Linked DNA regions of Homo sapiens: all the other regions are linked to region 1. Evidence: chromatin loops called from intact Hi-C (ENCODE). Cell type or tissue: heart right ventricle. All regions are shown on one strand.

Region 1 (5,000 bases):
TAGTCTGGATAAAGCGCTACCATATAGCTCTAAGATCCTAAATGCCCACCCTCCCCATGGCAAAATGCACTTTTTATTTATTTATTTATTTATTTATTTATTTATTTATTCATTCATTCATGTAATAACTATTGAGTGTCTGATACTGCAAAGCAATGTGCCAGGTATTGTGAAGGGTTAAAGGTCATCCTTCAGAGAGCTTATCATCTAGAACGGGAAATAAGACAATTACATCACTAACTAAGAAACAGAGACAATGTCACAATTCGAGGTACTTTTTTTTTTTTTCAGATGCAGTCTTGCACTGTCGCCCATGCTGGAGTGCAGTGGCACAATCTTGGCTCACTGCAAGCTCCGCCTCCCGGGTTCATGCGATTCTCCTGCCTCAGCCTCCCAAGTAGCTGGGACTACAGGCGCCCACCACCATGCCCCCCCAGCTAATTTTTTGTATTTTTAGTAGAGATGGGGTTTCACCGTGTTAGCCAGGATGGTCTCAATCTCCTGACCTTGTGATCCACCCACCTCGGCCTCCCAAAGTGCTGGGATTACAGGCGTGAGCCACCACACCCAGCCAATTGGAGGTACTTTTAAGATAAAAAGAACATTATAAACCCATTACTAACACCCCAACCCTGAAATTCATTTTCAACATGTCTTTCCTTCTCTGCATTTAGTCTTTCACCACATGCTTCTTCCTTTACATTTCTTAATTCTGTGCCCTCTTTTCTCCACTTTGAGTCACAGGCTTAATCCAGGGCCTGGACCAACTGACCCGTGTTTTTACGCCTGTCTCCTGTAATCCCCCTAACTAATCTGTGATCTGTTATCAAAATATGAGGAATCAGAAATGGACTTGGCTGCTGTCTTGATACAGCTCTAACATGGCCTTCCCCATATTATAGAACACACATGAAATCTCTTTACAAAACTATACATACTGCACTTCCTTCCCCCACTCCCTCCCACAAACAGGGGCTAAGAATATACTTTGTGCTTAGTGCTGGGTGGGATGTTTAAGTCATAGGCTTTAACCTCCAAGAGCTTACACAACCTGCCAACTTCCTGGTCGGGAAGTTGGGAGGTGCTAAAATACTCAGGATACTATATACAATGGGGATACTAACAGCACAAACAACAGTAGTAAGTGCTATAGGGTTCAGAAGAGGGAGAGCTACTTCATGCTAAGGCAATCAAGGAAGGCTTCCAAAAAGAGGTCACACCTGAGCTACACCTTGCAGCATGAGCAGGACTTCAATACGGAAAGAGGGAGGCAAACAGGCATTTTGGGCAAAGGGCCCAGGTGACTGAGGGAAGGAAGGAGGGCGTTTTCAGGACCAGCAAATTGTTAGGTGGGGCTTCAGTGAAAGGGCACTTTTTGAAAGGAATTTATGAGGTACTAGGAAGCTTAGTAAGAGAAACAACTAATTTTCTGCTTAAGCCAGACTTCATGGTATAAGTAGAAGAGAAAAAGGAAGTTTAATAATGGAGGTAAAGAAGAGTATCTGCAGGGAGTGGTAAAAAGACCCCAGAAAATGAGAAAACCTGGATCCCAGGCCTAGCTTTGCCAATGAGGGGCTTGGGTGGCCACAGCAAGTCATCTAACCTCGCTGGTCTCAGTTTTCTCATTTGTAAACTGAAGCAGCTGAACTGGCTGACCTCAAAGGTCTCTACAGCCAAAACTAGACCAGCTGTATATTATTTCTGCCATTAAAACATTTATCATGGGAGGAATGAAGGGGGGCAGGATACCTGTATTCCCTTTCCATATAGGTTTCTCTTCCTGAACTTAAAATTTCCTCTTCCTAAACTTACTACCTCTCTCTCTATATATATATATGCCTCCACATTACACATTAACACTTTACTATAGAATTTCATTACATAATTCAACTTAAAGGAAAGCTGATTACAAAGGTGGTGGGGGGTGTAAAAGTACTTGCTTCAAGTTCAGTGTGTGCCCCCTGTCCTGAAATTTTGCTTCTGGCTCACAGGTTCTTCAAGAAATTTATGCAGCACAGCTGAAGCCTCATACAAGTGTATCCAACACCGTGGCTGGAGGGAAAGATATCACGGTATAAGCCATAAAATGTGACATAGTAAGTAAGTAAAGGAGGAAAAGTGAGAATTCTGTTACTCATCTAAACGACCGCTTCCTTTTAATAGTACCAAATGAAGACCGAAATACAGTAATAATTGAAAAGTTAGGGAGAAATCTTAAATTTTTTTAAGTCTCCACTTGAAAATGCAGCTGAAACACGGAAAGTTTTTTGGCAGTGAAATTCGCTGAAAACTGACATTTTTATGCCGCATCCAGAGGTCCCTATGCTCCAGGAAAGGTACCAAAAACAGCACGGATGGGATTTCACTACAGCCCTATTGATCCTATGCACCAAAAGGCCAAAGGCAAATAAACCAGTCCCAGAATTAAAACAAAACAGGCTGGTTCAGAAAGCCTCACCGGCAGCCACCCAAAGTTGAAAGAAGAAAACTTAATGAAATACCTTATTTCATTGCATAGAATCACAATTCAGTTAACAGGCTTATTGTTTAAGCAGTGTAAATACGCGATTTAACACCTGCGGGCACTGCCTGCCGGGACTGGGCAGAAGCGTGCCCAGAGGACGGCGGGCGCCACACTGCACAGCCAGGAGACGAGACGCGAGCGAGGGGACCCGGAGATACTGCCCCCGAGCCGCCGCGCGCCCCCAAAGGAGTAACGCTTCGCTTTCCATCTGTCTGTCCAGCCTTCCTTTTGGGCCCTATCCCCACCCCCGCGTACCTGCCGCCACCGCTGTCCTGCCTTCGAGAGGGCAGCTCCCACTGGAGATCCAAGTACCTGCAGGTCCACTCTGCGGCTACCTCTCCGCGCCCGCGTAGCCGCTGCGCTCGCGCCACTGCGCATGCTCGGCCGGCACCCGGGCCCGCAAACTCTGAATCCACTTGCCGCGTTTTGCCTGCGGCTCCCAGGGGAGGGAAAGGGAAGCCCAGAACCTGGGTTTAGGCTAAGGGTGAAAGAGGAGTTGCAGGCGCTGGGAGCGTGGATGGGGAGAGGTGGACGGGCGCTGCGGCAACGTTATCTCTACCGCCCACAGTTACCCAAGTCTAAAGATGACCACCTACACCCTGGGAATGAGTTTAGCACAGCAGTTCTCAAACTTGAGCGTGGATCAGAATCACCTGGAGAGCTTTTTAAATCACAGATCCCAAACCCGGAAACTGAGTTTCCGATTCAGTTAGGTCTGGAGCGTAGCGCGACAGTTCCCATTTCTAACATGTTCTCAGCGAAAACTGGTGCTACTAGTCTGGGTACCACACTTTGGGACCTGCTGGTCAAAAGGAAAGGTATACGTTATTAAAGGAAGACTTGTTTCTCTCCCCTACTCTTTTTTTTTCCGTTTGTTTCACGGATTGCTTCCTTTTCCTTTAACAGCCACACCTGATTAAAATAAATATATAACTAAAGCCCACACTCAAACAAAAGTGGGATATTTTCTCTCGCATGTGAGTCAGGTAAATGGAATGCTGCCTCAAGAGTTCTCACATACTTTGCCTGAAGCATAATCCGTAGTTGTGGTCTGTCCAACTCAGTCCAGAGAACAGAACAAGGTTTTGCTGCCCCTTTAACTCAAAGTCCCACGTGCCCCTTCTGCGCCTAACACAATATCCAATACAGAATAGGCACCCAACCAACCCTGAGATGGTAACAATAGAAAAAATAAAGGGGGGAAGTTGAAATTATTTTAAGAACTCAAACAAATTGGACGAGCAATGAACTATGAAAGTAGGTGGGCCATGGAGAGGGAAGATAAGGAATTTTTCCCACCTGCCACCTAGAGAATCAGGTGAATTTAGTATTCTTATCTGATTTTTCCCACCTGCCACCTAGAGAATCTGGTAAATTTAGTATCCTTATCTGATACTTATTTATCTAGATATGCAAGGGGAGTTAAGTAAGTTCTCACAAAATAAAGCAAAATATTTCCTTAAAAGGTAAACATACATCTAACATATGACCCAGCCATTTCATTCCTAGATGTTATCCAAGAGAAATTAAAACATATGCTTACACAAAAACTTGAACAGGAATGCTCATAGCAGCTGTTTTTCACAAAAGCCCCAAACCAGAAGGAACCCAACTGTCCAACAACATGTAAATGAAAAAACAAATTGTGGTATATTTATACAATGCAATACTACTCAACAATAAAAAAGAAGAAATACTCTCACACAGGACTCAATATGGATAACTCTCAAAATCGGTATGCTGAGTTGAAGAAGCTAGAGACAAAACATATTGTATAATCCCACTTATATGAAGTACAAACTAACCTATAATGACAAAACCCAGATTAGTAATTGCCTGGAGCCAGGAGTGGAGGGAAGGATAAACTGCAAATGAGCAGAAAAAATATTTTTGGAGGGGGACGATGGAAATTTTCTCTGTTTTGATGGTAGTGACAAGTTCACAGGTGTATACAACTGTCATCGCTAAGTTGTACACTTTAAACATGAAAAATGTGTGTAAATTATTCACCAATAAGTTTGATAAGAGAACACTTTTTCATGAAATACTCTTATGATCTGTTTTTTTTTCGTGGTAATATTGACCAGGGCAGGTTCATGAGGAAACGTAGATTCTAAATATGGTATAACCTGATTTGGGAAAGGTAAAATAAAAAGTCATCCTCTGTAAATGAAGCTAAAAATAATGCATATAAAATGTCTGTAACAACCCTCTGTAAAAGCAGCCAACCCTAAGATATGATTTGTAAATATACCATTGATAAAACCGTTTCCCAAAATTGTTTCCAAGTGTAAAATAATAACTAGAGTATATCATTAGAAATGCACAACCAGGGCCCAGTGCAGTAGCTCACGCCTGTAATCCCAGCACGTTGGCAGGCCAAAGTGGGCAGATCACCTAAGGTCAGGAGTTCAAGACCAGCCTGAGCAACATGATGAAACCCCGTCTCTTCTAAAAATACAAAAATTAGCCGGTC
Region 2 (5,000 bases), 390 kb before region 1:
CCATGTTGGTGTGCTGCACCCATTAACTCTTAATTTAACATTAGGTATATCTCCTAATGCTAATCCCTCCCCCTTCCCCCTACCCCACAACAGGCCCCGGTGTGTGATGTTCCCCTTCCTGTGTCCATGTATTCTCATTGTTCAATTCCCACCTATGAGTGAGAACATGCGGTGTTTGGTTTTTTGTCCTTGCGAGAGTTTGCTGAGAATGATGGTTTCCAGCTTCATCCATGTCCCTACAAAGGACATGAACTCATCATTTTTTATGGCTGCATAGTATTCCATGGTGTATATGTGCCACATTTTCTTAATCCAGTCTATCATTGTTGGACATTTGGCTTGGTTCCAAGTCTTTGCTATTGTGAGTAGTGCTGCAATAAACATACGTGTGCATGTGTCTTTATAGCAGCATGTTTTATAATCCTTTGGGTATATACCCAGTAATGGGATGGCTGGGTCAAATGGTATTTCTAGTTCTAGATCCCTGAGGAATTGCCACACTGACTTCCACAGTAGTTGAACTAGTTAACAGTCCCACCAACAGTGTAAAGGTGTTCCTATTTCTCCACATCCTCTCCAGCACCTGTTGTTTCCTGACTTTTTAATGATTGCCATTCTAACTGGTATGAGATGGTATCTCATTGTGGTTTTGATTTGCATTTCTCTGATGGCCAGTGATGATGAGCATTTTTTCATGTGTCTTTTGGCTGCATAAATGTCTTCTTTTGAGAAGTGTCTGTTCATATCCTTTGCCCACTTTTTGATGGTGTTGTTTTTTTCTTGTAAATTTGTTTGAGTTCATTGTAGATTCTGGATATTAGCCCTTTGTCAGATGAGTAGATTGCAAAATTTTTCTCAATGTGGGACTCTTAAGAAGGTTTGGTATGGCATGCCCGAAGAATGCTCTCTGTAGAGGTGGGGGCTGAAATGCTATGCCACTGTTAGAAGAATGAGGGAGATCTTTCTGTACTGACTTAGAACTTGCTCCAAGATACACTATCACATGACAAAAGCAAGGTACAGAACCTTAAGTTTTTTTTTTTAAGGCATCTATAGATATATCATATACAACTGTGTGGCAGGCAGCTTCTAAGATGGCCCCCGGTGATCTCCTACTCCTGGTGCCCATGCCCTTATTTAATCCTCTCCCCTTAAATATGGTTCAACCCAGGAATTTGCTTCTAACAAACAGAACACAGCAAATGTGATAGGATATCACTTCCGAAATTAGGTTACCAAGAAACTTTGGCTTCTAGTCTTGCTTGCCTTTTCTGGCTCTTCTCTCTTATTTACTCGATGAAGCCAACTGTCATGCTGTGAGGTGTCCTATGGAGAGGACCGTGTAACAAGAAACTGAGGGAAGCCTCAGGCCAAAAGCCAGTGAAGAAATGAGGCCCTCGGCCCAACAACGTGTGAGGAACTAAATCCTGCCAAGAACCCCTTGAGAGAGCCTGACAGCAGATCCTCCCGAGCTGAGACATGAGCTGACTGCAGCACCAGCTGACAGCTTGACTACATCCTTGGGAAAGCCCCAGCGCTGGGGGCCTAGCTAAGCTGCTGCATTCCTCACCCACAGAAAATGTGAGATAATAAATGTTTGTTGTTTTGAGCCACTAAGTTCTGGGTAATCTGCTACGTAGCAGTAGATAACTAATATAACGTGTATTTGTTTATGCATATACACAATATATTTATTTAAAAACTGGCAACTGTGCTTGCCACTAGGAAAGCCATCTTTAGCTTCTGAGGGTCAGGGGTGGGAGGAAATTTACTTTTCACTCCCCATTCTTTGGTCTATTTTAATATATTGTTTATTCAACAAACAGGTAAATAGGTCAATACTTTTTTTGTTTTTGCAAATAGAGAAAAATGATTATTTTATAAGATGGACAATTTTTTTGATATGCCATGTTTTCATAAGAGGACAAAAGCCACACTGAAATAACCAATTAAGTTATCCACATAACTGAATGTAGGCTTTGAAAAATTACATTTGATCTGTGTATTTGGCTCAGGAGAGGTGGATTGTAAATTATTTTCTTTAACCACTAGAGGGCACATTGCATTTGGTTGTCTTTCAATTTCATGTAACTGAAATGTATATTACAAGAGAATGTCAAAGAATAAGAGAAATGTGCTTTTATTTTTTCTTTTGAGACAGAGTTTTGCTCTTATTGCTCAGGCTGGAGTGCAATGGCGTGATGTTGGCTCACTGCAACCTCCGCCTCCCCCCGGCTCCCCCTGCCCTGGGTTCAAGTGATTCTCCTGCCTGCCTCAGCCTCCCAAGTAGCTGGGATTATAGGCGCCCACCACCATGCCCGGCTACTTTTTTGTGTTTTTAGTAGAGATGGGGTTTCACCATATTGGCCAGGCTGGTCTCGAACTCCAGACCTCAGGTGATCCACCCACCTAGGCCTCCCAAAGTGCTGGAATACAGGGGTAAGCCACCATGCCCAGCCGAAATGTGCATTTTAAATGTAAATATTTTAGAAAAATACTTTGATGAACTTAATGATAAACATTTAAGCATGAAGAAAAAGACAAAGTAGAGGGAAAAAATAATTCTTGAAACCTAAAAACTGGTAAATCCAGATACTGTACTTGACAATCAAATAAATGAATACAATTTTTTTTCAGTTACTAAGTGGAAAGATAGTAATTCCGAGTCTCTAGGAAGCAAAAACAGTTGCAGCAGCAGGAAGAGCTGTATCGTGAAGTGCAGGCAAAGACACTTTATGGAGTTGTGATAAGAGGAAATTCATACATAAAGAGAAGTTTTAAAATGTCTTATTTCATTTTATTTGGTGGGTAATATATTTATATCATAAAATTTTAAAGGTACAAAATAGTATACAGTGAGAGATAGAGTCGGCCTTCTCCCTACAATGCATTTGCCCTCCTTGGAAGTTACCACTGTTACTGATTTCTTATATATCCTTCAAAAAAAAAATCGATACACTTGTAAATATATGTCAGCAAATATATTGAGTTTTTTGCCCCCACAGAAATGGCAGTGTGCTACATACATGGTTGTTACTTTCTTTTTCTTTTTCTAAACTTACCAATAATTTAGAGATCCTTCTACATCTGACATAGAGACCTGTCTTATTATTGTTAGCAGTTGTCTGCTATTAAAGTTACATTATTTTATAATTTGATTGAAATGATACCCATAATTTATTTAATCAGTCTCTATAAATTGACATTTAAATTGACTCCAGTCTCTTACTTTTGTAAACACTACTGCAATGGATGCCCTTTTACATATATCATTTTGCAATGTGTATTTCTGTAGGATAAATACTGGGATTTAGTCAGAGGATATACACAATTAAAGTTGTCACAGACACTGCCGATTTGTCTTCCATAAAGGTTGTGCCAATCAAATTCCCAACCCCTTGTCTTCCCATACCTTGCCCCACATCGTTTGAACCTGATTTTTTTTTTTTTAATCTTGGCCAGTCCGCTAGGTGAAGAATGGTATGTCCTTATATTTTGCTTTGTGTTTTTCTTATTATAAGTGAGTTGAGCACCTTTTCATGTGTTTAAGAGAAGGGCTTGTCTTAATCAGGCCAAACTTTACTATAAAAAGGGGTAAAATGTTAAGGTATTATTAGCCAAGTTAAGACTAGAGGGAGAAGTACATTTTAATGAGGGAAAAAAGAACCTGGGAAAGTCCTGAACTATCCTCATAACAAGGCCCTCTGCATCACTCCTCCACCCCTCTACCTGACCGCTTTCTGGGCTGGAACCCCAGTGCCTTGGCAGAGCCCATGACAGTTCTCCCCATCAAGCTGAGATAAGGCCAAATACCACCTGGGACCAAAATGTAGCAATGTGAGGCCATCATTTCCAAAGTGCCTTTTATCTTCATAATCCTCAGCCCTGCTTTGACCTGGTGCCCCTCTCAACCTTTTCCCTGCACTTTTTTAGATCAGCTCTGTCCAAAAGGAATATAACATGAGCCACATATGTAATTTTAAGTTTTCTAGTAGCTATATTTTAAAAAGTAGAAACAGTTGTAATATAAATAAAATATATAGGTACACTATATCTAAAACATTTCAACTTGTAATCAGTATTAAAAATTATTGAGATACTTTACACTGTTTTTATACCAAGTCTTTGTAATCCAGTGTGTATTTATTTCCACTCACAGCACATCTCAGTTCAGACTGGCCACATTTCAAGGGCTCAGCAGCAGCATGTGGGTAGACCTGCACTGTCTAACTGAACTTTCTGCAATGATGGAAATGTCAGATCCTTGTCTCCACATAAATATCTTCTGCCCTCATACATTCAGTCTGTCCCAGGAGCACTTTTCCTCGTGAATAGGATCCTGGCACTCTCCTAAGTCACTCTACAACCTTTTGGCATTTCTATTGGAGACCATTTATTCTTCCGCACCCCATGTTACCAGTCCCAAGTTCCTCAGGCACTTCAGTCTAGATCTGAGACTATGAGAAACATAACTACACATGTAGCTATTTAAATTAAATTTAATTAAAAATTAAGTTCCTCAGTTGCACTAGCCACATTTCAAATGCTCAATAGCCACATGTGGCCAGTGGCCACTACATTGGACAGTCCAGGTCTGAACTATTTCTCTTGCACTATCAGATAAAAGTCCTCTCTCCTGCCGTGCAGATCAGCTCTAGAACCTCCAGCCATCCCTTCTAGAAGTCATGGAGCTGCCTCCATTGATAAAGAATTCTGGAGGCTCCCCCTCATTCCTTGTAGCCTTCAGAGCTACCCCTCAGTGTCTTACCCCAGCTCCCAGCACCCCACATCCCAGCTTTTGAACATCTGTGTACATCTAGGTAACAGCCTGGCTGAACATTTCTTGTACCTCCTGAACTCCAACCTCACTTTCATTCCATTTCGGTCACCAGCTCCCAGAACCTGACCCTTGATCTGGTCATCGCCAGACAATACCAATCCCAGAAAGCTTTTTTATTCCTTCATTTATAAGTAATTAACAAGTAGCGCATACTACATTC
Region 3 (5,000 bases), 230 kb before region 1:
GTGCTTTTTTTGTAATTTTATCATTTAAACAAAATTAACATGTTTTATTTGTAATTGTAGGTTAGAATTGTGTGTAGTGCATTGTTTTTATTTATTTAATGGGAGTGTTTTTCAAAAGCATGATAGAATATTTTCGTGAAAGGCTCGAATCTCAGAAGCATTATTTAAATAACTTCATCACTTTTGTGGCTGGAAGTGTCTTAGTCCGTTTTGTGTTGCCTATAACAGAATACCTGAAACTGAGTAATTTATAAAGAAAAAGAATTTCTTATAGTTACGGAGGCTGAAAAGTCCAAGGTCAAGGGACCACATCTGGGGAGAGCCTTCTTGCTGGTGGGGACTCTCTGCAAAGTCCCCACGCAGCACAGGGCATCACATGGCAAGGGGGGCAGAGCATGCTAACTCAGGTCTCTCGTCTTATAAAGCCATCAGTCCCACTCCCGTGATTGCCCATTAATCCATTAACCCACTTATCCATTAATCTGTGAATGGATGAATCCATTCCTGAGGGCAGAGCCCTCATGACCCAATCACCTCTTAAAGGTTCCATTTCTCAATACTGCCCCACTGGGCATTAAATTTCAACATGAGTTTTGGAGGGGATAAATATTCAACCCATAGTAAACTGTAAATGTAGATCACAAAGCTCACTTTTTGATTCATCTCATCCCCTGGCTCAGAAGGTTATATTCAGGACGGAAAAGATCACGCAGTTTTTCTAACTGGTTGGGTCAGGTAGATCTACCCTCTCTGCCACCCAACCCCACTCAGCACAGCTGACAGTAGGGGGAAAAAAATGCTGCTTCATTATTTGGTGTCCATGATGTGTAAGAAGTGATTGGCTGAGAAGATGTCTCAAAAAGGTGTTCAGTCAGACCACTGGTTAATTCATTTAAATAACTTGTTAAATTTTTTCTACTTCTGAATTAGTTTTTAAACAGAATTAATCAGACAGCATTTTTTTAACCATTGTGTAAATAACAATAGCAAAACTTAAATGAAACTATCTTGTGTAATATAGTAATCCCCTAAGATTTTAGAGAGCTTTTGAGCCTCACTTACCATCTCCACTAAATCTTTAGTGCCAGCTAACCAGGAAGCTCCTAAAATTAGAGCTCTTAATCAATGATGCCATTCATGAACACCAAAACAGATTCATCACTTTCTTTTTTTTCCTTTACAGCATTTTGCTAATGGAGATTATAATAGAAATGTTTCCATTTCAGACATACCGAAGAACTGCCATTGAAAATGAAATGGAAGTCCTTTGCATGGCTTTCTTAGCCCGGAGTGGATAGAAAAGATAATCAGTCCACTGAGATAATCCCTCTGGCTGCATCTTTACAGGGCGTGGGAATTTGTTCACCAGATTTGTCCATTTTATGCTCTGTAGCCAACATGGCAAACCCAGGCCAGCTTGAACGCAAGTCTTAGTTCAGAGAATCTGCCTTTTCCCAATCAGGCAAATCATGAGGTGCTTTTTGAAAACCAGCCATGTCCCAACGTCTGCCACAGTCTCTAGAGTTATCTGGTCCTGGGTTCAAGTTCTGACTCTCCCAACATACTAGCTATAGGGCCTTGAGTAAATCACTTGAACTCTCTGAACTTCAATTGCCTTTTCCATAAAAAAAGAGATAAAAATAGGGTTGTTGTGAAGGTGGAATGTGACAATTCACATAAAGCACAGTGCCTAGCTGAGCAAACACTCGGTAAATGTTAGCTATTAGAATTGGTATTTTTAAACGTTTTAACTTTTAAGTTTAAACAACTGGTAATCTATTGTCGGAAGTTAATGGAAAACTAGAAAATTTTACATTTTCAGAGAGGCACCACTTTTAAGTATTTATAAAAAAACACATTTTTCTTTTTTTAGGCCAATTGTGTCTGAGAGAAATGAACTTCTTATTCAGTTTTTATCAGACTTAAGTTTAACTGCAGATGGGTTTATTGGTCACTACATATTCAGGCCAAAAAAACTGCCTACAACTACAGAACAGCCTGTCACCACCACATTCCCTGTAACCACGGGTAAGTTTTCCTGTTTGGAAGTTTGTGCAAAAACTTTAGGAGTATAAGAAGAATTCTTTTAAAGTAGAAAAAAAATAAGAGGAAGATACTTGAAATTAAAGTTAAATAGGATGAAAGCTTTGGTAAGAGAATAATATGACTGCATTAATGAAAGAAAGGTATGGGGTGTAAGAATGCTTGTAAGCTAATAGTTTTTAAATATCAGGTAAGAAAATTATGACCATTGAACAATGACTAGGAAGCCTATTAGAAGCACAGATCATTCTAAGACTAAGTTTCTGTTTCTGGAACTGACAAACTTGTCGTTTGCTTTTTATTACATAGAATTGTGATATTTTAGGTTGAAGTTCTAGGGCCTTGCTATCTGTGTTTTCATATTCTGCCAATGTTTGTTTTTGGTTTTTTTTTTTGCTTCTCAGCGAAATGTCATATAAAATGTTATTTATTTATTTATTTATTTATTTTCAAATCGGAGTAAATTAAACAACAATATTCAACGAAGTACAGAGGCTGGTTGGGAAACTGGCCTGGGGGGCTGAGGCATGTATGTAGGGAGTGGAGAGGCAGGGTCTCTGTAGGTAGTACCTGGCCTATCAGCTCCACCCCCTGGGATTTCAGGCCTCAGATCTAAAAATCCAAACCCAGGGAGGAGGGGGAAAAGCGGGAAGGAAAGACTGAAGGTTAAGATGTAAAATAGGCTGAAATAAGCCCAGCTTTATTGCCCACATTTTCCATGTACACCTAGGCTGGGGCTGAGTACAGGCAGGCGCCTCTGGGTCTAACGTTTCCTTGCACTCTGCAAGTGCGCCACTGTGTGGTGTGGACGTGTACTGCCTCATGTAACTGCTGTATTTCTCCAGCTCAGCTCAGTAAGCCTTGGTGTCCATGTTCTTTCCAGTGAATTATCTGGTCACACCCATTGAGCTAGTGGTTCCCTTGCTTTTATCTCCATCCTCAACTTTCTCTGAAATCGCAAGCATGGATTTGTAATTCTTTCCTGGACACAATGTGACTGTAGCTATTTAAATGAAAGCATATACAAACTTGTTTTTATCACACTATTTTCTGCCTCAGACCTACTTCTCCACCTATTTTCCCAAGCACGTCCACAGCATCGGTAGCCGCACTCATAGGGTCATCTTTGATATCCTCTATCTTTTCTCCTGACCTCATGCCCTACCCCGCTCCCACCACACCGAGTAGACTGTGTTGTTCTCCCATTAAATTTATAGTCTACAGCTATGCTATCCAATATGGCAGCCACTGTGAGCACTTAAAATGTGGCTAATGATATTGAGGAACTGAACTTTTAATTTAATGTTAATGAATTTAAAATTGAAAAGCTTCATGTGACTAGTGACTACCAGATTGGACCACATGGGAGCCCAAACCCCTTCCCGTGGTGTGTCAGACCCTTCACACTTTGTCCCCAGCCTCTCTTTCTAGTTTCGTCTTCAGGCCTTGCAAACTCTCTCCTATGCTCTAAGTATTTTTGTGTTTATCCTATGTGTGGGGGAAGCTGTTGATGGGTTTAAGCAAAGTTCAGGATTAGTTTCACATTTTACAAAGATCACTGTGGCCACTGTCAGGTGAATGAATTGTAGAAATCCAGGGGGTCACCAGAGTCTCGTGCTGGTCCAGGCGAACTGTGCTATGGCACAAATTCAGAGAGAGTCAAGAGATGAGAGGGAAACAGTGACAGGCCTTGGTGATTCATTGGACTAGGGAGGTCAGGGAGGTAGGTGTCAGGAATGCCTCCCAGGTCCCGGGCTTGCACAGCTAGGGGGATACTGCCACTGTTCACAGAGGTAGAGAACTGGATTCGGAGGTGGATTTATAAATTAGGCTGTCGCCTTGTTGGGTTTGAGGTGTCCGTGAGATTTTCCAGTGGATATGCCATGCGTAGGGGTACACGGGTCCCCAGACTAAAAGATTTAAGCCAGATTTAAATTTAAGAGTCACCCATCATCCACAACTCGGGTCACAGCGCGCCCCTCCCCAAGGTGGTCTTCCGCGACCCGTACTGGTTTAAGAAGCGGACGGAGCTTTTCATTGCTGCCGAGGGCATTCACACGGGCCAGTTTGTGTATTGCGGCAAGAAGGCCCAGCTCAACATTGGCAGTGTGCTCCCTGTGGGCACCATGCCTGAGGGTATGATCGTGTGCTGCCTGGAGGAGAAGCCTGGAGGCCGTAGCAAGCTGTCCTGGGCATCAGGGAACTATGCCACTGCTATCTCCCACAACCCTGAGACCAAGAAGACCCGTGTGAAGCTGCCCTCTGGCTCCAAGAAGGTTGTCTCCTCAGCCAACAGAGCTGTGGTTGGTGTGGTGGCTGGAGGTGGCCGAACTGACAAACCCATCTTGAAGGCTTGCCAAGCCTACCACAAATATAAGGCAAAGAGGAACTGGTGGCCACGAGTATGGGATGTGGCCATGAACCCTATGGAGCATCCTTTTGGAGGTGGCAACCACCAGCACATCGGCATCCCCTCCGCCATCTCAGAGATGACCCTGCTGGCTGCAAAATGGGTCTCATTGCTGCCCGCCAGACTGGACGTCTCTGGGGAACCAAGACTGTGCAGGAGAAAGAGAACTAGTGCTAAGGGGCTCAATAAAGTTTGTCTTTATGCCAAAAAAAAGTAAGAGTCATCAATATATAGATAGTTGAAACAATGATCAAGAACGAGATGACCTAGGCAGAGATTGAGGGCAGGAGGAGGAGAGGCGCGGAGATTAACCCTCTAGAAACTTCCGTCTTTTTGAAGAGAAGGTTACACTGGCAAAGGTGACTGAAAAGCAGTGGCGAGGGAGGAGGGAGGAGAACTGGGAGGATGTGTGGTGAAAGCCGTGGAAGGGAATGTTACAAAAGGGAGTGGTAAGTGAGTCAAGCGTTGATGAGACTTCCAATAAGGGAGGACTACAGTGTTTCCGTTTGGTTTCATGACATGGAGTCTACTGGAGACGCCAGCACAA
Region 4 (5,000 bases), 220 kb before region 1:
CTGTTCCCTCTGTTACGGCAGCTGGGTGAGCCTAAGGAAACGACAAAATTGGGCTGACAGGCAGGTCAGAAACTGCTCCTATACTTTCCCACTGAGGAGCCGTCAGCAGGAAGTAGATGAACTAGAAGACCCTGATGACAGTGGGTGACTGGCTTCCCTGGCCAGTGTCAGCTTTTAGAAAGTTCTCTTAGCCAGCTGAACTTCGCAGACCAGCTGCGCCCAGCACAGGATGTAACTGTGGACTCCTCATTGATTCCAGCCTTCTCAAAGCAAGTTGCTTCCCTTTAAGAATACATGTTCCGGGACTTAGGAGGGAATCCTAAAGATTTCAGTATTTCTTCTTTCTGAATAGAATCTCCTATTGGTGAATTACAAGCAGCATGCTGGCGGGTATCAAGCTTCTGCATGACCAGCGGAAAGACTTCTTCAGGTGAGTGGGGGCTTGAGTCACAGTGGGGTAAAAACTGAGAAGAGTAATCTAAACTATTCATACTATTGACATCTCTGACACAGTATTTTACAACTGCTTAGGGGATTCACGGTTAAAAGTGTGTGGCACTGGTTTGTCTTTTACTTCAGTTATTCAAAACATAGAGATAAGATGAATCGTGAAGCTGCTCTTTCTGGAATAACAACCACTTTGTAATTTCTTTCCTTTTTAAACAATCATTTTTCTATGGTTTGACTGTATCCTCCAAATTATGTGTTGGAAAGTAAATCCTCAATGCAACAGTGTTGAGAGGTGGGCTCTTTTATGAGGCAGAGCCCTCACGAATGGATTAATGCCATTATCATGGGAGTGAGTGAGTTATCGTGAGAATGGGTCCTTGGTAAAAGGATGAATTTGGCCCCCTGCGTCCCCACTCCATCCTTGTCTTTCTCTTTTGGGCATGCACATGTGTTGATGTGTTCATGTGCTCTCTTGCGTTTCCACCTTCTGCCATGGGATGATGCTGTGAGAAGGCCGTCACCAGATGTGGGCCCTTGACTTTGGACTTCCCAGCCTCCAGAACTGTAAGAAATAAATATCTGTTCTTTATGAATTACCCAGTCTCAGATATTCTGTTATAGCAGCACAGAACGGACTAAGACACCTTTATTTTGACTGAGGTTTAGTTTCCTTAGTTATAATTTGAGGGAGTTAGACTACATAACTTCTGGGATCCCATACTATTTTCTCTTTTAGGAATTGTTTATTTTTCAAGAATAGTTGATAAGGTTTTGTTTTTGTTTTTAAGTATTTATACTTGGGGAATCAAATACACATGAAGAATGAATAGGTGACCATACTAACATATCACAAAACATTTCAAAATTATAAATAAATCTCACTGTTTCAGAGCATCTTGCTAGCTTGATTTTCATCCTTTGAATTCCTGTAAATGAACATTTAAGATTTTTCCCAAGTTCCCAAGTCTTAAATTCTGTAATTTACTTCCAAGTTAACCTTAATTGGAAGACATTTACCTTCTTTTCTTTCATGTATTAATAGACTACTGCTACCAGGCTCCCATTTACTTCTGGACTATTTAAATGGTATCAACTAATGACAAAAAAAACTCCCTTAAAGAAAAGCCCTGTAATTAAACAGGCACTAATGAGAAAGTTCTAACGTGAGTTAAGTAATATTAATCAGAAACACCTTTTGCTTGAGTTCATGGATTCAAGCAAACAAATTTATATTTTTTATATAAATGGAAACAAAAAATTTGCAATTAAATTCAATTAGCAAGCAAATGTTTTTTAAAAAGATTTGACCTAAGTATTCTAAAGACCTCGTATTGAGAGAGAGAAAGATAAAAATATTAACTTAGGACTTTGATAATTTAAGTATTTACATTAATTTTTCTAGGGTAATATAATAAAATAATAATATAAATAGAGCATAAATAATATAAATAGAGCATCAACATTTAAAACCAGCAGAGGAAAAAAAAGAAGAAATTAAAGAAAGTGAAACCAGGAAAAATACAACAAAATAAGGTAAAAATACAAACATATCAATAATTTCAGTAAACACCTAAACTAAGTCCTGAAAGTTATACGTCAAAATGGTCAGACTGGCTTAGAAAAAGAAATACAGCTATGTGCTATTTGAAAGAGACATCTAAAACATGAGGACACGGAAAAGTTGAGAGGAAAGGGATAGAAAAAGATAAATACAGTATACCAGGCAAACATTAACCAAAATAAAAATGGTATGGTTTTATTAATACCAGAAAAAAAATACTTCAAGGCATTACTCAAGATGAAGAGAGTTACAAGGAGATATAACAATTCTAAATTTGCACACAGCTAATAACATCCTTCAAAATATATAACTAAATCTGATATAGTATAAATAGAAATGGACAAGTTTACCATCATAAGGGGAGGTTTTAACATGTTTCTCTCAGTATTGACAGATTTAAAAGAGAAAACATTAAAAATATAGAAGTGTTGAACCGCACAATTAGCTAGATTTACCTAACACACATATGTAGAACAGAACCAAGGGCACATTATTTTGAGCTCGTATGGAACAATTTCAGAACTTGCCATGCACCATGAAGCAAATTCCAACAAATTTCAAACAACTGGTATCGAACAGCCTTCTCTAACAGTAAATGACTAGAAATTAATAACAAAAAGTAAACAACAAAAAACAAGAAAAAAATTGGAAATTAAGAAATGTACTTTCAACTCATGATAAAAAGGAAACCATAATGGAAAACAAAATATTAAAAACTGAACAATAGAAAAACTGCATTTTAAAATGTGTGAAATGCAGCTTAAATAACACTTTAAAATTTATAATCTTACATGTTTACATTATAAAAGAAAGGATGGAAATTATTAATTTGTGAATGATACAAATTGGGAACTTAGTAAAAGGAAAACACCATAAACTTTTAAAAGGTAGGATAAAATAGCATAGAGCAGAAATTGAATAAAATTGTCATCTTAAATAATAGAAAAAAGGAAAGCCAAATGTTGGTTCTTTAAAATGACTAATATAATTGACAAAACTCTGACCAAATTAAGAAAAGCTAATTTTTGTATTTTTAGTAGAGATGGGGTTTTGCCATGTTGTTCAGGCTGATCTTGAACTCCTGATCTCAGGTGATCCATCTGCCTTGGCCTCCCAAAGTGCTGGGATTATAGGCGTGAGCCACAGCACTGGGCCACGAATAGCCTCTTTTTGACAAAGGCTCTCTGGATGTACAAGTGTGGGATTGCCCATGGATGCATGGAATCGGGTGTTCTGGGTGAGTAGCTCTGGGATATACATAAAAATTTGTTCTGAAGTATTCTAAAGTTATTATTAAAAATCCTGGTTTTGATTTTTTTGTCATTTGCTTCTCCCTTTTAAAAACAAAATCAACAATTGAGTTTAAAAGGCTAAAATTTGATTAGATATAAATGAAACATCTTTGCCTGAATGATGTCCCTGTAGCATTCTAATACTAAGATTGGGTTAGATTTCAACGAGATGAAGCTTTTAAGTATAGAAACCTATGAAGAAAATTTACAAGCTGAAAGTAAGACTTCATATATCTGATTAATTCATCTCACAAAAAAACTGATATTAATAGTAACATAATGCAGGTAAGAGCCTCCCAGCTGAAAAGGAAAAAGACTTGGATTCTCATTCACAGTGTGGCAATGGGAGAACTTTAGTTTCCTTATCTGTAACATGAAGTTGAATTGGATACTTTCTGAGATCCCTTATGGTCTTAAGTGGTTTCTGGATCCTTGAATATGTACTTTTTTTTTTTTTTTGAGATGGAGTTTCACTCTGTTGACCAGGCTGGAGTGCAGTGACGTGATTTTGGCTCACTACAACCTCTGCCTCCCAGGTTCAAACTATTCTCCTGCCTCAGCTTCCTGAGTAGCTGGGATTACAGCCGCACACCACCATGCCCAGCTAATGTTTCACTATGTTGGCCAGGCTGGTCTCAAACTCCTGACCTCAGGTGATCCACCTGCCTTGGCCTCCTAAAGTGCTGAGATTACAGGCATGAGCCACTGCGCCTGGCTGAATATTCAAATTGATTAGGATAGAAAGTGGCACAGAAATAAAATTCACCAGTCTGTGTGCTTTAAACACTCTGGTCCCTTCTGGTCTGGCTGTTACTTTCTGAGGCTAACTCCCCCTTTCCTATGATGTTCACTACCTACCTGTCCATCCTTTTCCTCCAACTCTTGCTCATCTTGCTGGTCTCTGCTTGACCCTCGTCATAAAAGTTTTTAACAAATTAGTTATTTAGAAAAGTAGGAACTTAAGTTCTGTTTGCTGACCAAGATGAACCTACAATGAGAAGCTAATTCAAAAATGGAAAGCTTTTGGATATATATTGACTGATAGGAAAAATCAATTGAATTCAGTATCTCCAGTCAGTATATACACTTGGACAAATTACTCAAAATGCTAGTTTTCCTGTATATTAAATTAGAAGGTTGAAGTAGGGAATCTAAGTTTTCTTTTAATGTAGTTTGAGAAAATAGGATCTGGAGCACACAATTGTTAAGAGTATTTAATAAACTAGTTGTCATTCCTAGAATATTTACACTAACGGATAATGGCTAAATTTTTATTCAATAACTTTGTGCCATTCAACATTAATACTATACTTAGAGTGAGGATACAAAAGAGAATGAGAGAACTGTTCCTTCTTGTGCCTGGTCTTGTTTTACAGCTTTTCAAAAGAAAGAGGCTGGGTGTGGTAGCACACTCCTGTAGTCCCAGCTACTTGGGAGGCTGAGGTAGGAGGTTCTCTTTAGCCCAGGAGTTGGAGGCTGTAGTGTGCTATGATGGCACCTGTTAATAGCCACTGTACTTCCAGCCTGGAAAATATTGTGAGACTCTGTCACTGGGGTCAGCGGGGGTGGATGGGAGAAGAAAACATCTGCATTCAAGCAAACACAGAAAATATTGTGATTGCTTTTTCCGTTGAAATAAAATTGGAGGAAATGAATTTTAAAATGAGAAGCTGAATTACCTCACAGAATTAATTCAA
Region 5 (5,000 bases), 210 kb before region 1:
GATGTAAAATCCCAATTGGGAAGTGCATAATCCCATCGTAGACAAAATATATAACTTTACAATAAACATTTTTATAAGAATTTGCCCCAAAGAGGGAACACTTAAAATTTGGAAATTAAAAAATAAAAATGCAAAAGCAAGATGAAACAAACAATAGTAACCTATTTAGACAATGATCCCTGGATCGGTGGTGCTTACAGACCAAGGGTTACCTGCACCCTGTGGCGTAAGACCATCTGACATTCGGTTAAGAAGAGAATTATATACCTAATATCCTCTTAACTGGAAATGCTGCGAGAATATATAATAGCCTATGAAAACATTTTAGCTACATCCCTTTATGTGAACACACCAAAAATTTAAATACATATTTTATTCTCTAATTTTAAAAAACCAATGCTTTTCATCTTAAGCAGCAAGAATGATCCACAAGTAAGCATGAAGTCACTTTTATAGAAGCTGTGTTAAATTATGGAAAGTACCTTGGGAGATAAGCTCAAGAACCTTAGTCCAAATATAAAACAAATCATTGCATTAAAGAGACTTCCTATGTTTTACAAAAACAAAACAGGTTGTGACTACATGTGATAAAAAAGTGTCTCCTATCTATCTTAAAACTAAAAACATTCACTCCAACTTGAAAAAAAAATAGGACTATTATGATACAAAAAAATTAAAACAAACCAAATGTCGAGAAGTAGCTATGCAAACTTATAAACATAACTGAATAGCTAAAAAATAAAACATCTACTGACTGTATTTTTCAAAAACTATATAATTCTATAAAAATTTAAATGTGGACTAACTACATCAATACATGGAAATGTATATATAAAATATTAAGTGAAAAAAACATTAAAAATATAAAGTGATTATAACCATGTAAAAGTAAATATATTACAATAACAAAAACTGAAGTGAATTTAAATTGAAAGACATAAATAGATTCAAATATTAGGGTTTTTTCTTTGTTGCTTAAGATTATAACAAAATACAAAAGAAAAAATAGACTATTATTTTAGATAAAATAAAATTATACTCCTAAACAATAAATGCTGAACTATATGTGAACTCCTAAAACAGAGATATTTAAAACATAACTTCTATATTTCAAGTGTATCCTGTGAAGGAGATCAGCCTACATTTGCTGGTCTTCATTTTACAAAACATTCTGGGCAATGTGTCCATTTATAACTGCCCCTCTTAAACATAAAAAAAAACATTTTAAAGCACTAAGTAAGAAAACCAAGCAGCATGCTAACAAAATCTATCTACTTAATCTGTTTTGCTTCTGCAAAAAGCCACTAACAGAAGGTTTAAAAAACTAATTCTATATACACACTTTACATAACATATATTTATGCTATAAATATTTTAAAGAATGGCTTTTACATAATTCTTTATTTCAATATATATCTCATTAATTTCATTGCAAGTTATGCAATATAGTCTTTTGGATCTGTTATTGAAAATTATTCGCTCCATGATTTAGAAAATGGTTAATTTCTTGGATAAAACATAGCATATTTAGAAGTCCGAAAGCCAAGTAAATCCCTTATTTCATTTCGGAATTTTGACAGATCTTGGCGCAGTTCGTTTAGATTTTCCACAGTTGCCTGATCTGTACTTTGCATCTTCTGTCTCATGGAAGTCAAGTAACGATGCACTAGGCAGCACATCACTTTTTGATAGTTTTCATCTCTCTTCTGTTTCAAATTCCTCCATTCCTTCAAAACAACAATATGATACTAAGGATATGCAGAAACGATATTTAAATGAGGTAGAGTTCAAAAATATATTCACAGACACAAACACATCTTTAAATGCTTTATTAGACTATAGTTTTTCTACTACATGGTATAATATTCAACACTTGTTTAAAACAAATATAGCCTGCATATTTGTTTAATGAATTTAATTTTATGCTTATCTTGATTGAAAAAAATTAGTCTTAGGAATCCTTAGTTTATAGCAGGGATTGGCAAACTACAACCCACAAGCCAAATATGGTCCATATCCTGACTTTACAGCCTGTGAGCTAAGAATAGATTTTACAGATGAACATTTATCATCAATTGATAATAACACTAATTTTAAACTCTAGTTAAGTGAAATTTTATCCCCTCCCAAAAGGAACTCCATTCTTTTCACTAGTAGACCTATATTTAAAAAGTTATTACTGTTATTGTTATATTTTGACTTTTATCAATAAAAGTTTTGTGAAAATTTGTTTTCTCTCTTACTGTATCACTGCTTACAATATCTCTGATTTTGTCTCAGCCTGAAAAGTGTAAAGTATTTACTATCTGGACCTTTACAGAAAAAATGTCCCAACCCCTGGTTTATAGTAACATATATTGAATTATTGATGTATTGAATAACTTTCAAGAAGAACCAGAAAAATATGAGCTGATTCTAGTAGTCATTCTTTAGCTACAGTGACAGAATGGGTATTTTGAATATTTCCCATGTTTTAAAACTATGAGATGAAATTTTATATATTGGAGGAATCTGAAAAGTAAAAAAAAAAATCTCAGTACTATCTCCCATTCTTAATAATTATATGTGTGTGTGTGTGTGTGTGTGTGTGTGTGTGTGTGTGTGTATATATATATTTGTTTGTTTGTTTGTTCTGAGGTGGAGTCTCGCTCTGTCACCCAAGCTGGAGTGCAGTAGCATGATCCTGGCTCACTGCAACCTCCACCTCCTGGGTTCAAGCAATTCTCCTGCCTCAGCCTCCTGAGTAGCTGGGACTACAGGCATGTGCCACCACACTCAGCTAGTTTTTGTGTTTTTAGTAGAGATGGGGTTTCACCAGGCTGGTCTCAAACTCCTGACCTCAAGTGATGATGTGCTTGCCTCAGCCTCCCAAAGTGCTGGGATTACAAGCGTGAGCCACCGCACCCAGCCCTCTCACTCTCAATAGTATTTATTGAATCCTTACTTTATGTTGGATGCGATGCCGTACATTAGGGTATATAGCAGTGAAAAAAAGTCAGACAGTCACAGCCCTTAGGGAACCTGCATACTTACGCTTTAAGAAATATCTGAGATTAGGAATTGTTAAAACTTTTATGTTGCCATTCAAGCTTCTAATTTCTTACCTTTAAACTGTTTTGCCGTTTGACCTTGCCTTTTGATGTATGAGAGCAAATCCACTTACTGAGGCTACTAATCATATAGCAGATAGTCTTTGGTGAGGGAATGATGTTGAAAGGTGGAGGTAACGTACATTTGTCATCAAAGTAGCTAAGCCATAATTTTGCTCGAGCAAACTTCCATTCTTTGTCTTCATGATTCTATATAAAAGGCAAATTAAAAAGCAAACTAGAATATTAATACACACACAAATATGGGGGATGTTTCCACACCTTGCAGAAAAATTTTGTTCAACATTTGCAATTATTATACATTACTTACATTTTAAAAATCTATATTTAATTTAAAAATACTATTTTTCAATTCTTATAATCTTATAATCTTTGGCTATCTTATCTATTGTATGCACTTAGTATGGTCTGAGGAGAATATAAAGTTTTTAAAAGAATGAACTTACTGCTATCAACTGAAAGCTTTTATGAAGCATTGCCACCAGCAGTTTGGTAAGCACAATCACAACCACGACATTGTATGTACCAACAATGACAGCTCCCACAAAGGACTGCAGTTCTTCTCCATAGCTAAATCTTGTGACAAAGATTGCCACATGCGCTAAGGAGAAAATATACCAGAACAAAGCAAAGCAGGTGCCAATGAACCTGTAAAGACAATTGCATTTCTGTTTAAAAGGCAATTAAAGAAATTAGCAAAAATGAATCATTTGTTTATATCAAAATTATTTAAATAAAACATTGATAATCCATGAAAAGTTCCTTATTTAAAAATGATGTTGACTTCCACAGTACTGATATGCCTTACTTTAAATTTAAACAAAGAGACCCTAAGGAAGATAAATTATTTGTAACTGTTTAACCCCTTGCTGCCTTTCTTTCTGTTCTCAACAAGGCAGCCTATATGATTTGTTAACATCTAATTAGATTTTGTCACACCTCTGCTCAAAACCTTCAAATGACTCTCAATCTCAACAACTCAAAATCCTTACAAGGGCAAAAAAGTCCTACATGATCCCCATTACCCTTCTGACTTCATTTCTGTCTGTTCTCAACAAGGCAGCCTATATGATTTGCTAATATCTAATTGGATTTTGTCACACCTCTGCTCAAAACCTTCAAATAACTCTCAATCTCAATAACTCAAAATCCTTACAAGGGCAAAAAAGTCCTACATGATCCCCATTACCTTTCTGACTTCATTTCCTACAACTCCCCCTCTGATTCAACACATTCCATCCACACTGGCTGCCTGGCTTTTTCTTGAACATACCAGTCATGCTCCTACCTCTGGACACTTGCCTTTGCCGTTCTCTCTCTCTGTAAATGCTCTTCCCCCAGAAATGTTCTTCGTGGCTTGCTCCTTTACCAGCTTTAGATCCTCACATGAATGTCATCTCTTCTGGGGCACTCCCTAGCTCCTTAGTTAAAACTGAACTCTGACACACAGACACTCTTTTGCTCATGCTTTATTTGTCTTTGTAGCCCTGACCACTGTGTAACATACTGAATATTTTACTCCTCTTTTTATTGCCTGTATCACCTCCCTAGAATGTAAGCTTCATCAGGGTAGTTTTGTTTACTAATACTTCATTTGCTCAGCACTTAGAACATTGGCTGGTATATAGTAAGTGGTACACTGACACATACTCATTAATCTTATTCTTTACATAAGATGACACACAAAATAACTAAAGAATAGTTGACACATAATAAGAACATGACAAATGTGTCCTTCCACAACTCTTCTCCATTGTTTTATTTAAAAATGACGGGAGGAATTTTGTTTACCTCAAAACAGGTTATTCAAATCCTTATGATACATTAGAGAAAAAAATGTTCATGAAGTTCTAATGATTCTCAATTCTAATGACCTCTTAAAAAGTGTTG

Evidence for each region. Hi-C counts contacts between places; a loop is a spot of excess contacts. Peaks named below come from ENCODE experiments on the same cell type or tissue, not always from the same donor. Only the 100,000 strongest peaks of a DNase experiment are listed, where the experiment ranks them.
Region 2: it touches region 1 in a loop (5-fold over the local background); 92 of 110 quality-filtered maps call a loop at or near these places.
Region 3: a loop joins it to region 1, with 2.7 times the contacts of the local background. A loop is called at or near these places in 39 of 110 quality-filtered maps.
Region 4: it touches region 1 in a loop (3-fold over the local background); 39 of 110 quality-filtered maps call a loop at or near these places.
Region 5: a loop joins it to region 1, with 2.9 times the contacts of the local background. A loop is called at or near these places in 6 of 110 quality-filtered maps.

Annotation. Positions count from the first base shown.
Region 1 is chr3:142,594,289-142,599,288 of GRCh38, reverse strand. It overlaps PLS1 (plastin 1), which reads right to left and starts at 2,896. Exons shown (of 16, transcript NM_001145319.2): 1 at 2,780-2,896. It overlaps PLS1-AS1 (PLS1 antisense RNA 1), which reads left to right. Exons shown (of 4, transcript XR_001740938.2): 4 at 1,992-3,380. RefSeq lists an enhancer at 2,601-2,840. In heart right ventricle, no CTCF peak of the experiment used is centred here; a DNase peak (open chromatin) is centred at 2,918; H3K4me3 peaks cover 1,497 bases; H3K27ac peaks cover 1,038 bases.
Region 2 is chr3:142,984,326-142,989,325 of GRCh38, reverse strand. All of the region lies in intron 2 of PAQR9-AS1 (PAQR9 antisense RNA 1), which reads right to left. Among named protein-coding and RNA genes, the nearest start is that of U2SURP, 15 kb to the left of the region's middle. In heart right ventricle, a CTCF peak has its summit at 2,047 (motif pointing right); a DNase peak (open chromatin) is centred at 1,471; H3K27ac peaks cover 1,124 bases.
Region 3 is chr3:142,826,720-142,831,719 of GRCh38, reverse strand. It overlaps PCOLCE2 (procollagen C-endopeptidase enhancer 2), which reads left to right. Exons shown (of 9, transcript NM_013363.4): 6 at 1,874-2,028. It also overlaps the pseudogene RPL8P3. Among named protein-coding and RNA genes, the nearest start is that of PCOLCE2, 60 kb to the left of the region's middle. In heart right ventricle, CTCF peaks have their summits at 2,649 and 2,848; a DNase peak (open chromatin) is centred at 2,819.
Region 4 is chr3:142,811,965-142,816,964 of GRCh38, reverse strand. No RefSeq gene overlaps it. Among named protein-coding and RNA genes, the nearest start is that of PCOLCE2, 75 kb to the left of the region's middle. In heart right ventricle, no CTCF peak of the experiment used is centred here; no DNase peak of the experiment used is centred here.
Region 5 is chr3:142,802,735-142,807,734 of GRCh38, reverse strand. TRPC1 (transient receptor potential cation channel subfamily C member 1) reads right to left here. Exons shown (of 13, transcript NM_001251845.2): 11 at 3,557-3,758; 12 at 3,105-3,299; 13 at 1-1,727. The coding sequence ends at 1,500. Among named protein-coding and RNA genes, the nearest start is that of TRPC1, 81 kb to the right of the region's middle. In heart right ventricle, no CTCF peak of the experiment used is centred here; no DNase peak of the experiment used is centred here.